3 separate regions of the Homo sapiens genome follow, and all the other regions are linked to region 1. Evidence: chromatin contacts called from ENCODE Hi-C or POLR2A ChIA-PET data. All regions are on one chromosome and are shown on one strand. Each heading gives the region's core, a stretch centred on a gene start or an enhancer-like site at or near the end of the contact. The rest is flanking DNA. Distances are from core to core; before and after follow the strand shown.

What was found. Hi-C counts contacts between places; a loop is a spot of excess contacts on that map. ChIA-PET counts read pairs that join two places held with the same protein, here RNA polymerase II (POLR2A). Pooled maps may share reads with other maps.
Region 2: a map of B cell shows a loop between it and region 1 (11-fold over the local background). The contact joins the promoter of MAGED2 here to the promoter of RRAGB in region 1. A Hi-C loop is called at or near these places in 8 of 168 maps with a recorded cell type or tissue (B cell, CD14-positive monocyte, CD4-positive, alpha-beta T cell and 4 more), 3 of 37 single-sample maps with no recorded cell type and 23 of 50 pooled maps. POLR2A ChIA-PET finds 5 or more read pairs at or near these places in 1 of 52 experiments (activated CD8-positive, alpha-beta T cell).
Region 3: a loop to region 1 is called in a map of CD4-positive, alpha-beta T cell, with 7 times the contacts of the local background. The contact joins the promoter of TRO here to the promoter of RRAGB in region 1. A Hi-C loop is called at or near these places in 1 of 168 maps with a recorded cell type or tissue (CD4-positive, alpha-beta T cell), 1 of 37 single-sample maps with no recorded cell type and 6 of 50 pooled maps.

What each region holds. Positions count from the first base shown.
Region 1 is chrX:55,716,232-55,719,193 of GRCh38, reverse strand. It overlaps RRAGB (Ras related GTP binding B), which reads right to left and starts at 1,445. Exons shown (of 10, transcript NM_006064.5): 1 at 775-1,445. The coding sequence starts at 866. RefSeq lists enhancers at 827-956, 1,117-1,316.
Region 2 is chrX:54,806,033-54,808,994 of GRCh38, reverse strand. MAGED2 (MAGE family member D2) reads right to left here and starts at 1,250. Exons shown (of 13, transcript NM_177433.3): 1 at 1,193-1,250.
Region 3 is chrX:54,919,112-54,922,073 of GRCh38, reverse strand. It overlaps TRO (trophinin), which reads right to left and starts at 1,250. Exons shown (of 13, transcript NM_001039705.3): 1 at 1,196-1,250.

The DNA.
Region 1 (2,962 bases), core at 196-2,695:
CTGTGTGTGTGGGACCTCAGATGAATAGAGGTCCCATTTTCCTAAATTATAAAACTGTGTGTATACTCTCTATCTCCTAATTAGAAGTTCAAGAGAGAACTCCTAGGAAGATTTATTTAGGAATACAAATGAGCCATTAAAATTCAAGATTCAATTTTTCATCATCTTAATCAAAGCAACACAGCTGCTTTAATCAAACAATATCTTCTATTTCTAAAAAAACAGAATATATTGATATCCTCTACTTGAGGACTGAGTATTGAATATCTTCTATGTATAAAAAACATTCAGCCTCCTAATTTTAAAATCTGGAAGTATCTTTTTAGTCCTTCAGCTGTCCTTCCAAGCCCTATTTCACTCATCACAGACACAAAGTAGATGTAAGTCTCAAATTCAGGTACAAATTGGCACAGAAAACACCCTCAAGCTCTGACCTGGAAATGCAAATCTTCTTTCTAGTCTTTCCATCCCCAACCTGGTGACAGCAAATCTCCTTTACTGATAATTCAAAGCAACTCATAACTGCTTTAATTAGAACACTCCCCCAGCACCACCACCAGGAATATCAGCCCCTTCCCAAGGGTTGTTTCTGATCAGTTAGCACCAATTCGCTTTCCAGTTTATCCTGTCGTCCAAAGCATAATCCCAATCAACATTACTGGTAAATCAAAGCAATTTATCATGGTGCGGGGTGGGGAGAAGTGTTCTAATTCACAATACTCTCTTCAATTTGAACACCCCCACTTCCAGGTTTCACAAATACCCTTCACCCACCCAAGCGATCCTTCCGGTTCCCCTAGTGGTGGATCCATTCTCGGCCCCAGATTTTCTTTCTCCGTCGTTTTCTCAGAGTCAGATTCTTCCATTGCGCAACAAGTCCTTTCCAGTCCCTTCTAAATCTTCAGTACTCTTCAGGGTTTGTTGTTGTTGTTTGTTTGTTTTCTTTTTCACCCCTCAACTGCCTATTCTCATCGCCTATGGCCCTCAGGCCTGCTCTATTCTTGCCTCCGCCTTTGTCCACTGGGGGGCCGCTTTCCCCACGGTTACCTTTATCTCTCGAACCTGGCCTCAAGGCACGGCCGAGCTGGCTAGCTTTAAGGCCAAGTGATTCCGTGGTACAAAGTAAGAGTTGGAGAATGACAGGAAAAGAGAGGTGGGTTAGGGGTTCGTCCCGAGTTTGGGCCTCAGGCCCCCAAGGTCTGGAAACCCAAAGGTAACTTCACCCGCAAAGAGGTGAGGACCGCGAAGGCGGAGGTGGCAGAAAGAGCTGACCCATGCCGTAGGCACTAAGCGGAGAACGCCTCAGCTGGCTCGTGGCTTCCGAGCCCGGCCGCTCGGAGAGTCAGCCGGCGGGGGCAGTAGTTACGACCTAACCACCCGCCCTTCAGGAACCCAGGTATCTCACCGCAGCCACCCAACTGCAGGCCAGGATCACGTGGGCATCTGCCTTACCCCGGAGTCTGTCACGTGACTGCCGCTACCAAAGGGACGGGTGGGCTGGGAAGAATACCATAGAGACAGCTCCAGGAAAGCCAGAGTGCCGTCTGTCATCATCACGTGGCCTTGGCTCAGGCTCCGCCCCTCGGGCGGGGTAGGGCGCTGGGAGCCTTCAGCCTCTCTAATGTGGGTGGGCCTGGCCCCACCCATCCGCTATGGAGAATTAAAGGAGCCGGTTGCAATTTCAGTGCCTCTGAGCTTCTCTTTTTTACTGCTGGTTACCGGTAATGGTTTTTGACTGGGAAGACCGAGCATTGTCTTTGCCTTCCTGCTTTTTATTGTTAATTCTTGCAATCGAGTTTGTAATTAAATGATTAATACATCCAAAGCGCTTAGAACTGTGTCTTCCACATAGCAAATACTGTATAAATTATCGTTATTGCTGAAACCAGGGATTCATCAGGAATTTTAACACACACATTCATCTTCCCACTTGTTTAAAACAGGAAGTGAAGGAAGTACCATAGTAAGAAGTCAATAAATAAAGTCTAGGGCTGGGAGTGGTGGGTCATGCCTTTAATCCCAGCACTTTGGGAGGCTGGGGAGGGAGGATCACTTGAGGCCAGGAGTTCAAGACCAACCTGGCCAACATAGCGAGACCCCATCTGTAAATAAGTGAAGTCTAGAATTGAGAACAGAAAGACTACTGGTAGGGATATGCACACCAGGAAAAATGCCCAGAGGGGTTCAAAGATGTTCCTTCTGGAGAATGGGGTAGGGGATAGGACGTGATATGTCAGGGGACTATTATTTTTTATCTGAAGCCCTTCTGTGCTATATATATTTCTATAATGTATAAATGATATATAATAATAAGATTAATATGACATTTAATTATATTTAATATAATCAACTAATACTTAAATAATATGTTATAAATATGTTATTTTAAATAAATGTGTAGTTTAATTATATTATTTATAATTAATATATGATATACTACATGTATTATTTACACGTAAGTGTGTACATATATTACTTTGATAAGAAAAAAAGGGAAGGAAGGAAGAGAAACTGCAGGAAACAGAGTACTATTATTGAAACTGCCTTTGCAAAAACTGTAACTGAGGAAATTATGACAGTGAAAGAGATCAGACCTCACCGACTCCATCTTACATCTAACCTTTAAGGTGTCCTTGTTCATTCCTGGGCGTAGGCCGAACTAACCTTGGGAAGGAATTTAGTTTATAGTTTAACTCTGATACAAAATTGATAATAGCCCTTTCTCCCTCCCGCTGCCCCCCACTAAAAAAAAACAAAAAAACAAAAAAACCTTCTTACCTGGGAACCAGTCGGCCTTTGCAGGACTAACAAATTAGCCACAAGATTACAAGATTAGAAATTACAATTCAGGGGCCATGCAGCCTCCAGCTGCAAGAGTCTGAACCTCCCCAAATTGCTCCCAGGAATAACATCACTGTTTTAAAACCTAAGATCACTGTTTGATATGTTTTGCAGACCCTGC
Region 2 (2,962 bases), core at 1-2,500, 910 kb after region 1:
GCCCCGCCCGCTTTCCCAGCACGAGCCCTTTCTTTGATGTCCACCGTGCACATGCGCATTCAGCAGCTGGCTCTTCTCAGTGCTGGCCCTTCTCAACACGCCCCTTTCTAGCGAAACATAGTGCGCATGCGCAATGGTCGTGGTCTCAGTCTGGCACTCTGCCCCAACACACGCCCCTCTCCAGGTCCGCAGTACCATTCGGTCCCGCCCCCTGCCCAACAAGCCTTCCTCCAAAATTGTCGCAGTGTCTGGTGGACCCGGCCCCTCCCCTACTCACGCCCTACAGAGTCCAGTGTCTCTTGGCCCCGCCCTTCTTCCTAACACGCCCCCCTCCAAACAGGCGCATCTTGGTTCCGCCCCTTCCCTATTACACCCCCTCCTCAAATAAATACTGAGCTAGTGATTCCATCTTGGGCCCGGCCAAACCGGGTCCAGTCCCCTCCCTTCCCAGCCGGATGGATCCGGTACGATCCGGTCCTTAAGGCAGGTTTTCTCCAGATCCCAGAGGGTGGGGCCGACCCCTAGCGGGGCTCTCATCCAAAAGCCGACCCGGCTGCTCACCTCGTCCTCCTACAATTCCCGAGTGCGTCCACTCACTCCAAGCCCCTCCGAAACTCGGAGACTGCCCTCCCCTCTCTAGGCCGGAAGTGGTCCCGCCCCTTTCCGCCTCCCTAGGGGGCCTCCGTCCCAGCCTGTCTGCCCCTCCCCCGCTCCCTGCTCCTCATTCCTTATGCCCCCCTCCGTATTCCCTTAGCCTGGCTCCCTACTCCCTATTCCTACCTCACATTTCCTATTTACTCCAGAATTCCTTCTTCCCATTTCTTACATCCTCCTCCGTGTTACGTTTGCACACCCTGCCCCTCAGTATTCCTTAATCCCTCTCTGCATCCCCGATTCTCTTCTCTGGATCTTCACTCCCCCTCAGTGTTCCCCTCCCTCCTTGTATTCCTCGTCCCCCTCCCAACATTCCTGGTTCCCCGTTTTTCTCCCCTCCTCCCTCCGCTAGTCTCTGCTCCCAGTCTGTACAGCCTACTACTTTCTCAGTCGTCCTCATTGCCTACACCCCACTCCAGGTCACCTCTGCTTCAGCTGCAGTGGTGCAGTAAGAATTGCTCATCTGCCTGGCTATGGGTTCGAGGGGTCTGGAACCACTGTCTGACCTCCATAAAACCCCAATATCAACGCCCCTCACCTTGTCCTCCAGCGAGTTCGGGATGCGTCTGCCTTCTCTAAGTCCCTCTCGAAGTCTCAGCCTCCTGGACTAGAGCTGCAGACAGCCCAACCCAGCCCAGCCCCTTTCCGCAGCCCCCTGCCACCCCCCCTCGCCTTCCTCGGGGGTGGGGCAATGGGGCCCCGCTCAGGGCTGTCTGACGCCAAAGCCCATGTTTATGCCACTGTACCAGGCTCAGTCTGAAGCTCTTCCAACTCAAACCGCCCCCTGAAAGCAAGTCATTCATTGAATTTATTTTTATATCTTCATTTTTTCTTATTACAAAGGTAATATGTTGTTCTTTTGTTGTTGTTGTAAAAATTCAAACAATGCAGTAATATATAACACACCAATGAAAGGCCACTCATCTCCCAGAAATAACCACTATTAACATTTTGCTATCCAGATTTTTTTTCTATTCGTATACTAATTATTCAGGTTCTCTCTCCGACAAATGGTACACTATACATACCTTCTGTTCTGCGACCTGTTTTTTTCCAGTTATATATAAAACATCTTTCCGTTAGTGCACATTTTTCTAAACAGCTGCATGATCTTTTCTTGCATAGATGTCCCATAATTTATTGAACCAGTCCAGTACACATGTACATTTAGATTGCTTGGTGCACTTTTTGTTATTTATGGTATTTTTTGCTAGCTCAAATGCTACAAAAAAGTCTTCCATTTTGATGCAAAATTTGTCAACTTACTCCTAAAAAGTAAATGGATAACATTCCCGCCAGCAATGTCTCTCCTGTACATGTCACATATTACAAATATTTTTCATGTTATTTATGATAATTTTTGCCAAACAAAAATGTTTAATTATTATGTAGTCAAATATATCCATTTTTCCTTCATCACAACTGGATTCTGCTGCTTGCTTAAAGATGCTTTTCACACTCCTATAACAAACCCCGTTTTTTTTTTCAAGCACTTTTGTGGCTTTATTATTTACATTTAGATGTTTGATCATTTCAAAATTTATTTTCTATACGGATTCAGCTTGATTACTCTTCAAAATCATAGTCTCTTACCTCTACATCATGTGCAAACTAATCCATCTTTTCCCTCTCTGCTTTGAAATGGCACCTCTATCACATAATAAATTCACATAACCAATTGGATCTGTTCAAGAGAACAAAATAAGATGTAAAATAATAGGAAATAGACAAATCATCATTAATTACTGAATATATAAATGCAGACCTGGAAAACCCAAGAGCATCAACTAAAAAGTTATTAGAAACCATAATAAAATTCAGCACAACTGTTAGTTGCAGAAATAATATTCAGTGCCTTTCCACATATAAATGTAATTCAAATGGACACAAGTCTTCTGCTTTATGTGGTCACCTTTTACTATGTAAATAACATATAATGAATCCCTGTGTTCCATGGATAATTCAAGATAGACAAACACACAAATTTCTTGCATATTCAAGGCAGGCTTCTGTTTTCCTGTCTTTTCTCTTTCTCTGAATTATTGCTTTCTCCAAGTGTGTGATATCAGTTCACCATGTTCTTGCCTCCTAGATTTTCTCCCTTATCCACACTAGACATAGCCCCTCCTTTTCTTCTACTTCTGGCATCTCAAATTCCCCACCCCTTCCAAATCATGGCAAGTTGGCAAGTTTAGAATGCCAAGATGAGGACTTTGGTGTTGATCCTGAGAGCACCCAGGAGTTACTAAAGAATTCTAGGCAAGGATACAGCATAGGTTTGTGTTTTAGAAAGAACACCTAGCTGCTA
Region 3 (2,962 bases), core at 1-2,500, 800 kb after region 1:
CCATCTGGTTTCCAAGGCCCAGCTCCTTTTGCCTCCGAGAGAGTCAGTTCTACGACCCCACCCCTTTACACGCCCCCTCCGCAACTCGATAGTGCGCATGCGCACCGACTAGAGGCGCCCCCACCCCCCATCTTAGGCCCACCTCTATCCCAAAAGAACCATTCTTCAATGCCCTCCGCGCGCATGCGCCTTGGTAAACCGGACAGTTTCTAACCAGCTCAATCCCACATCTGCCCCCTGCTCTCAGAGCAACAGAACATCTTGGCGCCACCCCGACCCACTCTTTCTAACTGCATCACATCTCGATCCAACCCTTCCCCCAACACTAGCCCCCTCCCTCCGCTCTGCAGTACCACTCCGCACCGCCCCTACCCCAACACCGCCCATCTCTCCTCTGCGGTACTGCCACGCACCGCCCCTTCCCAATACACCCCCCTCCCTCCGCTCTGCAGCATTTCTCTTCATCTTCCCTTCCTTTAATAAGCCCCCTCCCTCCGCTCTGCGGTACGTCTCTGCACCACCCCTTCCCCAACCAACACCACTCCCCCCTCTTTCCACGTCTGCAAGTGTGCAGCTCCGCCCTTTCTGCAACATGAATACCTCACCCCCAAATCCAACTGTATGAACCTTCTGTGTATTCCTGTTCTCAAACCCTACCAGGTCCTGTCTCTTCCCTTTCAAACCGGAACCAACCGGGTCATATCCCCTCCTTTCTCCTGTCTGAGTCTGGTCCTTTCCGTTGCTCAAAAGGGATGCTGCCCACTCTTATCTCTGGGTCCCGATCCCTCCATTCTGTGGCCCAAACGGGGTACTGCCCCCTTTCTCCAGCCTAAACGGAGTCCTGCCGTCTCCTATCTCCCTCCCGAACTGTGTGTATCCTCCTCCCCTCTTGCTACCGTCTGAAGGATTTCTCGATCCTTCCTTTCTGCGGTCCCAACTAGGTCTGCATCCCTCCCTTTCACGGCCCGAACCGAGTCCAGATCGTTACTTTCTGTGGCCCAAAGGGGATTCTGCCTCCTACTTCCTCCCGTGCGAACTGGGTCCAGGCACCGCTAAAGGCGACTTTGATGCGGTTAGGTCCCAAACCTCCAGCAGGTTTTCTTCAAACCTTAGGGGCGTGTGGAGTCAGGCACGTCGAAGCCGCAGCCAGGAAGCCCCCACAGGGTCTTCACTAAAGCCAGGTACCTCAGCTCACCTCGTCTTCTTGAATCCAGAAGGCGTCTGCTCTCTCCAAGCCTCTCCTTGTGTCTGAGCCTATCCCCCTCCCTGGCCGGAAGTGGTCCTGCCTCTTTCCGCCTCCAGAGGGGGGTCTCCGTTCCTGCCTGTCAGTCTCCTCCCCTCCATACCTACTTTCAACTTTCCATTCTCCTCAATGTAGCTCCCTTTTTCTTCTTACTACCCCTATTCAGTTATCACTCCCTCTTATTCTCCATTTGACTTCTCTATTCCCCACTCTGTATCTCCGTTCCTATTTGATTCTCCTGTTTCCCCTAGGAGGAATGTAGTTCTCTGAACTCCCACACCAACCCTTCCTACAGACCCTCTATCCCAACACTATTTACATAGTGTTGTTATACCTTGTGTCTATGTCTCTCTTCCCTAGAGCTGCTCTGGAGCAGGGGACTAGGTCATATTCATTTCTGTTTTTCAAGTGTTACCACATTAAAACATTTAGAGGTTCTAAACACTAAAAGATAGGGTGCCCGTCCATCTTATGCAATTCAGAATAAAAACAGTAATGTATAAAAATCTATGAAAAGTTTTTATTGATCCCACAATGACTATATTGATGTTTTAACAATATCAGTTTGTACTTAGACTGTCTCTTGTGACATGGTGCACTGTGCCCCCATGCAGAAAACAATTCATGACATTTATCTATTCCATCAATCATTCAAAAGAGAGCAAGGATAACTACACATATGTCAAATAAAATAGACTTAAAGTCAAAAACCATAAAAGATCTTAAAGGTCATTATATAATGATAATGAGATAAATTCATCGTGAATATCGAATAATTATAAACATATTTAATATATGCACCCAACATAGAAGCACCTAAATATATAAAACAAATATTAATAGATCTGAAGGGAGAAGTAGACTGCAATACAATAATGGTAGGAGACTTCAAGACCCCATCTTCAACAATTCACAGATCATCCAGACAGAAAATCGATAGGGAAACATTGAACTTGAAATACACTTTAGACAAAAAGGACCTACGGAATATTTTATCCAATAGAATATATAATATTCTCAAGCACACATAGAAAATTCTCCAGGATAGATCATAAGTTAGGCCAAAAACAAGTCTTTTTTATTTTATTTTATTATTATTCTACTTTAAGTTTTAGGGTACATGTGCACAATGTGCAGGTTAGTTACATATGTATACATGTGCCATGCTGGGGTGCTGCACCCATTAACTCGTCATTTAGCATTAGGTATATCTCCTAATGCTATCCCTCCCCCCTCCCCCCACCCCACAACAGTCCCCAGAGTGTGATGTTCCCCTTCCTGTGTCCATGTGTTCTCATTGTTCAATTCCCACCTATGAGTGAGAATATGCGGTGTTTGGTTTTTTGTCCTTGCAGTAGTTTACTGAGAATGATGATTTCCAATTTCATCCATGACCCTACAAAGGACATGAACTCATCATTTTTATGGCTGCATAGTATTCCATGGTGTATATGTGCCACATTTTCTTAATCCAGTCTATCGTTGTTGGACATTCGGGTTGGTTCCAAGTCTCTGCTATTGTGAATAATGCCGCAATAAACATATGTGTGCGTGTGTCTTTATAGCAGCATGATTTATAGTCCTTTGGGTGTATACCCAGTAATAGGATGCCTGGGTCAAATGGTATTTCTAGTTCTAGATCCCTGAGGAATCACCACACTGACTTCCACAATGGTTGAACTAGTTTCCAGTCCCACCAACAGTGTAAAAGTGTTCCTA